Linked DNA regions of Homo sapiens: region 1 is linked to region 2. The links are chromatin contacts, found by Hi-C or POLR2A ChIA-PET in ENCODE. All regions are on one chromosome and are shown on one strand. The core of a region is the stretch at or near the end of the contact, and the rest is flanking DNA. Distances in the headings are between cores, read along the strand shown. Region 1 has its middle 210 kb from the start of LINC02914. Region 2 holds the start of LINC02295 (long intergenic non-protein coding RNA 2295).

Region 1 (3,341 bases), core at 519-3,018, 360 kb after region 2:
CCACAAAACTTTAAAAATATCGTAACATGTCTAATGAACCCAAAATGTGTCCTTGTTCACCCAAATTAATCTAACACCATTCTAGTAAACATTTATACCTACTATGTGCCAGGCACATAAACACACACACACACACACGTTGAGAGCAGGAGATGTGAATGGATGCAAGCGTGTAGTGCAAAATAATGTATTGATACACGTTTGTGGGATATACCATGAGAACTCAGAGGAGAAAGAAATAAATTGTGTCCCAGAGTAGAGCATTGGTCTAAGAAGGCTGCTAAGAAGAGGTGACGGCTGAGCGCAGTGGCTCACGCCTCTAATCCCAGCACTTTGGGAGGCCAAGGTGGGTGGATCTGCTCAGGTCAGGAGTTTGAGACCAGCCTGGCCAACATGGTTAATACCTTCCCTTCCTTCCTTCCCTGTTAATACAAAAATTAGCCGGGCATGGTGGCATGTGCCTATAATCCCAGCTACTCAGGAGGCTGAGGTAGGAGAATCACTTGGACCCATGAGGTGGAGGTTGCAGTGAGCAGAGATTGTGACATCGAACTCCAGCCTGGGTGACAGAGCGAAGAGGTAACATTTGCATCAGGCCTCTTTGGAAAAGTCAGAGCCTTCTAGGCAAGAAAGGAGAGGGAGAAAGTTGCCGGCCAAGTGATGAATAGGAATAAAAGTCCTAAAAATACAGGTAAGTGATGAATCCAAGGAGTTTTCCAGGAAGCTGCAGCCTAGCGAGCTGGAGCAGATACAGGAGAACATCGGCAGGAGAGGAGACTGACGTGGTTGGCTATCTGTGGGAAATAACAACTTCTTTATTAATCATGAAATAATATATACTGATGGATTTTTTTAAGATAGAAGAGTGAAAAATGATGTGTTAAGTTGAAAGTACCTCCTCAATCCTCCCTTCCCAGCCAAAATTTTGTTGAGGAGGAAACAACAGTTCCCTGGGTAAAAAGTTCTACACAGGTGTCATAGAAGATGTGTGTGTGTGTGTGTGTGTGTGTGTGTGTGTGTGTGCATGCACGCTTACAGATATAAACCTTATTATATTTAATGTTGTGAGGGGATGTTTAAGCACAGGTGTGACATAATCAGAGATGTACTGTAGAAAATTCTCAAGGGTCTCAAAAGCCACTGAACAAACAACACACAGGAGCTTGGGTGGAGACTCGCGGGGCACTGCAGGAATGTCTGGTTCTGTTAAGCCCTGTCCTTGGTGCTTGTAATAGCTTTCTCAGACCCAGAGTTTTATGAAATGTCTCTTACTCGTCTTTTTTTTCCTGCTGTGCTATTTACTTTCATTCATAGAGTAGCTTCAGTTCAATAAATGATGTGTTTGCCATCAGAACAATTTGATTCTCGTTCTAATTATAGCAACAAGCTGCTTCCCCTAAGCATATTATGGGTGTTTCATTATTTTAAATTGTTATCTTCCATATTAATTACAGAAACAGTTGATCTTTTCTGATAAGCAGGCAGCTGCAAATTCCCTTTTTATGTCTCATTGTAATAGGTGAAGCATCAGGTAAAAATTAAATCAAATCCTAATGCAAGACATGCTGAAAGCACATTTGGGTTGCAATCCATTGCCTCCATTTGGCTGGGACTTGCTGTTTTCCAGAGGCACAGAGCTGCCTGGCTCAGCCCTCAGGCAGGACACACCCTCCAGCTAGCTTGGTGCTGCTGACCAAGATCTCATAAAAGCCTCCTCCCCAAGGAAAATGAATAATTGATACAAGGAGTAAATCACCTCCTGAAATGGGGAAGGCCAGAGAGACAAATGACTCCCTGTTTTGACCCATAATTGGGGCTGTCACTCACTGGAAGGAGAGGGCAGGGTGGTGGGACATCGGTGTTCTGGGAAAGCCACTCCCTGCAAGGAGAGAGGCCAAAGGCTCAAGTGACTCAGCTTAGATGTTCCTGATTATGATCAGAAGTGGGGACAGGTGGGGCCATCCCAATTCAGATCCCAGAAGCTTGAATTGCCCAGACACGTCTCCAGCCTTCCCCTTCCTGGTGAGGACTGGTCACGTGTCAAGGCCAGCCTCAGGGGCAAACGCAACATGCTTCTGAAGTAGTGGCCTTTATTTGATGTGGAGTGAGCCGGGCCATTGTTCGCCCTGCACTTCCACCTCTGACTTATTTATGTGTACTCCATCTCAAGGTGTTGAAACCAGATACCAGAAAGGTAGGAGAGAGGAAGAAAAGAAAAAGGACAGACACAGAAAGATGTAGAAAAAATAGAAAGATGAAAGGAGGAAGGAAGGAAGGAAGGAAGGAAGGAAGGAAGGAAGGAAGGAAGGAAGGAAAGAAGGGAGGGAGGGCGGGCAGGCGAAGGGAGGGGAGAGAAGAAGAAATCCTATAATACAATGGGATGAAGAATAGATAAAGAAGGCAAAGTGAAGGAAGACAGACAGGAGATTAGTGAAATAAACAGAGAGAAAAATTAGTTCACAGAAACATATGATAGTACTTCATAATTGTTAAAGTTGAGTTAAAAAATTAACTCTGAGCTCTCTAGTAGCTAAAGTAAAGAAGAAAACAATCAGTTGTGAGAACCAGATAGGAAATATATAACAGAAGTCACCCAGAAGAATTCAAGTCTAAAATAAATTTATTAAAGATGTCCTCATAAAAAGGTGTGAGTTGTGAGTAGAATCAATGATATCCCCAACTGTCAATTCTACAAGATAAGCCTATTTCTTAACACACCTATGTCAAGCAGAGGTTGTAATGCAACGTTCAGCTACATTAAAGGGCTTCCATGAGGAAAATGCTGCAGAACCCTTAGTGGTCTGAATTAATTTGACTTTGAATAAAGATGAAGTCCAGGAGGCGTTTGTGGACCATTTGAGATACTTCTGCTGCGTAGAATCACCAGAACATGCAAAAGAGATTCATGGAAAAGCCTGCACTTCAGCGTCTTTGGAGAGCAATGGGAGAATACCTTAGTTCAATGTCAGTGTGTATGACATGGTGTATGTATTAGTTCAGTGTGTATGTATTAGTCAGTGTGTATGTATTAGTTCAATGTCAGGAAAGCAATGAAAAATATTCTTCCTGCATAATGTGAATAAGCCCTCACTCTGCTGCAACGCTTTACAGTCTAGCTGCAGTGCTGTTCAAATGAACTTTCAGTGATGATGGAAATGTTCTATATCTGTATTGTCCAATCTGGCAGCCACATGTGACAACTGAGCACTTGAAATGTGGCCAGTGCAATGGAGAAACTGAGTTTCTAATTTCATTTAATTTTGACTTAAAAGTGTTTAAAAAGCCATGCGTGACTAGTGACTACCATATTGAATAGCACAGGAATTCACTTTCTCCACTGC
Region 2 (3,664 bases), core at 358-2,857:
GACAACATCACCACACCTGTCTTGCAGAAGAGAAAACTGAGGCCCAGAAGGCTAATGGGATTTGTGCACAGCTACTAACAATTGTCCACCTAATGATTTGAATTCAGATAGCTTCTTTAATGCTCTTCAACACAACTTCCTCACTCTAAGTCAAATGTGAGCAGCATTAAAAGAAAATAAAAGTACAGTATTGTACAGAAAGCAACATACGTCATTCATGGCTGTGTGTGTCCATAAATATGTGTGTGTATATATATATGCATGTATATATGTATCTATATGTATGATAAAAAATAAAAATAACAACTACAACAACAAAAAAACAGAACATGGAAGTAAAAAAAGAGAGTGATTTTCCAGCAGGTTCCTGCAGAGCCCTTCTCTTGATTCCTGAGAGGTTCAATTAACGGATGCAAGTCATAAAACAGTGCATTTTCTCTCTGCTATGATGCATTGTTTTTAATCTCACTGCCTTGTATTATATCACATTCCTATAATTCTTCCGACAGGAAAAGGCTTGTTTCATAAAAATATAGTCCCCAGCATTTGAAATATAAGTTCACATGCAAGCAACATATATATCACCAAGCTGGCAAACTAACTCACTTACTTAATCCACTAAACTTCAGGTGCTTTCTATATTATGTGAAATGGCTTGAAACAGGCAGAAGCTGCCAGGACCCATCACGGCTTCTTTGCTCAAGAGAGACAAGAGGAGAAGGGGAGAAGGGAGCGGGGGGAGTGGAAATTCCCTCAGTGGATTCCACAATAACATGCCTTTCATTATCACCCAGTGTCAGGACACTGGGTAATGTTCATTGTGCATGCACAATAAATTACTATTTACCTGGCAGTGCTTTTGATAAGCTCGTCTCCTCACCCCCTTTCTGTCCATGCAGCACAGAGCAGCGAAACCCCTTTGCCTATAATTCTTATTAAGGTGATACCTTTTCTGAATAAGAAAGTACACACTTCCAAAGCTGGCACTCTCTGGGGTTTTTAAGGGACATTGTTTTTATTGGTTCCCTTTTATTTCTTCCACCCCACTGTGTTTTAATGCTATAGTGACTTCTGTGTATACAACTCTCATATTGAAATGTCGGCTGCAGATATATGCAATATTAAAGAGCGCTTATGAATTTTTGACATCTAATTAGTCGCTACCCTGTTAACATGTCAGGACTCAGAGGGATTAGGGAGGCAGCCCTTTCTGAATAAGTTACAGTGAGGCTCCTGTCCTTTTCATGTATTATTCTTTAATGTAGGTGGTGATTATTTGGCTGTGATTAATTGATGAAGCCCATTGGTCTGGCAAGTGGTGCCGAATTCACCATTCCTCACTTTTATTTCTCTCAGTAGGGTTCTGCCACTTAATCGGAAGGACCTGCTTCCTTCCAGGCAATCTCTCTGTGCAGCGTTCTGGGGCAGAGGGACTGTTCTGGGTGACCCACCTAGACCCTTTCACAGCTCTTGGCTCCCTGGTCAGCAGTGGGTTTTGCATCCTGTCTTCTTGGACAAGCCCTGTGCCCTGTGCCCCCTGGCCAGGCATGTCTGAAATGCAGTGGCACCCCCTATACAAAGGCTTCCTGTTGCTCCCCTTTTCTCTCATATCTGATTTTCGAGCCTTGCTTTCTGGTACCTTTAACACCTGTAGCTCCCTGCCTGGCTCAGTTTACTTCTGGGTTCAGCTGCCTGCCAAGACGCCAGGTGACAATCGGGGCTCTCCAAGGCCGCTCCTGCCATTGTCTCCAGCTGTGGGGCCCAAGAAACCACACACGTGAGATGCACAGTCTGATATGGCCGGCTCTGCCCCTCTGGGTAAGTGATACCAAGCTCTAAAAAAAGGCAACAATGAGAAGCGGATGTTGGGGAGAGGGGACCTGCTGGCTGCTGCTTTTGGGCACTGCCCCATGGGTGTCAAACACCCTGCTGTGTGCAGGCAGCTTCCGCCTCCTAGGAACTCTATGCCCACACAGTCCTCCCAGAAGCTCCTGTCCCAGCTCCCTGGGCTCCCACGGAGGAATCCTCTTTCACAGTGGGTTCTTAGGAATGTCAGATCTGATAGTCTTGGATTTGAAGCTGGGCAAGATTTTTAACATTTTAGATAAAGCAAGCAGGGAAATGATTTGTGAGTATAGCTCTGTGTTTAAGCACAGGGAGAGGGAGGTGTTTTCTGCTTCACCGCATGACTCCCCTTCCATACACCCACATGTGCATGCAGGCACACACATGTATACACACAGGTGCATGCATCCATACACACAGACCCACACATGTACACATACAGGCCCACACACACCCATAGATAGACACACACACTCCCAGGTACACATGCAGGTGCACACACCCATGCACACACAGGCATACACAGGTACACACACAGACACACACTCTCTCTCCCACAGCTTTCTAGACAAAGGCTCTGCCATCAGACTTTCGTACCCTGGCCTCCTGGTTTTATGAACAAATAATTCCTTTTTTTGCAAAGCAGAATTCCCCGCCCCCATTATAAACTCCCACCATTCAAATCTATAATTGGGGGAGTAACAGAGCTGTGGCCGACTTATCTTTTTAAATGCACCGACCCTGGACGAGCCATCCTAAAAATGTGTAATTATAAATAAACCTTCACCTATGTCAGCTGGCAGGGTTTTTAATTACTGCACTTGATGTCAATCAAGGCCAGCTCTGGGTATGCATGTTAGGGGGCAATTTCAGAGGAATTTTGCGGACATAAGCTGTTTGCCTTATTCTATTATCTGCATTTAAAAGGGGAGAGGAGGAGATAAGGCGACAGCCAGGAGGGGAGAGAGAAAGAGCAGCTCATGGAAAGAAAATGGTGGGGGAGGCATTTTACCGAGGCTGCAGCATCCTGCTGGGGCTGGGGAGGGCAGATACTGGACATCTCTCCTAACCCAGGGCCCCACACTGCTGGCCCCCTCTTTGTCTCCCAACCCTTTCTTGCAGGAAGATAAGGAGGGAGATGGGAGTGAGGTGTATATTTGCTGATGGAAGGGGGTGGAGGGGGCCCCTGCTAATCATGTGGGGACAAGGCGGGGATGAGGGTGGGGGTAGGATGAGGGTGGGGGTAGGATGAGGCAGGGAAGGAGAAGATCAGGAAGAGCAAGAAGTGTTGGGGGGAAGCGCTAAAAGGAAAAAAAATCAATTGATGCATATTCACTTTCTCCTCCACTGCGGATTCTATCCGAAGGAAACACTGAACTTTGTAGTGTTAGCAGCAGCTGAAATTTAGAATTATTGTTTCCTTCTAACAGAAGACTCATTTTCCACGGCCGCATTTGCAGCATAATAAGCTTTTTGTTATTTTTTCAATTAGAGTCAATTGACCTAACAAAATGCTTGGCAATTAAGTGATTTTTGTAATGGTCCGGGGGTAATTTAGTCGAGCTTGTCAGCTGTGTTTCATGAAGCCAGGCTGTCTTTTTTTTTTCCCCACTGCCTCTCTCTCTCTCCCTCTCTCTCCCTCTCTCTCTCTCTCTCTCTCTCTCCTCTCTCTCGAGCATAATGGCTCATAATTTCGAAATCTTTTCCTTCTGTTTCCCTCACAATAATTCGCAATTACAGGAAGTTGTTGGAGGTGATTTTTTTTTCTACCTTGCCTTTTGAGTCAGTAATTTTAAATAAAATGTACATACTTATAAAA

The links. Hi-C counts contacts between places; a loop is a spot of excess contacts on that map. ChIA-PET counts read pairs that join two places held with the same protein, here RNA polymerase II (POLR2A). Pooled maps may share reads with other maps.
Region 1: a loop to region 2 is called in a map of mammary epithelial cell, with 3 times the contacts of the local background. The contact joins the enhancer-like site here to the promoter of LINC02295 in region 2. A Hi-C loop is called at or near these places in 1 of 168 maps with a recorded cell type or tissue (mammary epithelial cell) and 4 of 50 pooled maps. POLR2A ChIA-PET finds 5 or more read pairs at or near these places in 2 of 52 experiments (MCF 10A and activated CD4-positive, alpha-beta T cell).

What each region holds. Positions count from the first base shown.
Region 1 is chr14:98,496,548-98,499,888 of GRCh38, forward strand. No RefSeq gene overlaps it. Among named protein-coding and RNA genes, the nearest start is that of LINC02914, 210 kb to the right of the region's middle. Within about 2 kb of position 1,769, at least 2 of the 41 ENCODE cell types and tissues checked have a DNase peak (open chromatin) inside an H3K27ac peak, as active enhancers do; they include mammary epithelial cell, where a contact is called at or near this core.
Region 2 is chr14:98,134,380-98,138,043 of GRCh38, forward strand. It overlaps LINC02295 (long intergenic non-protein coding RNA 2295), which reads left to right and starts at 1,608. Exons shown (of 3, transcript NR_184268.1): 1 at 1,608-1,818. The region is part of intron 1 of LOC105370655 (a long non-coding RNA gene); the gene reads right to left.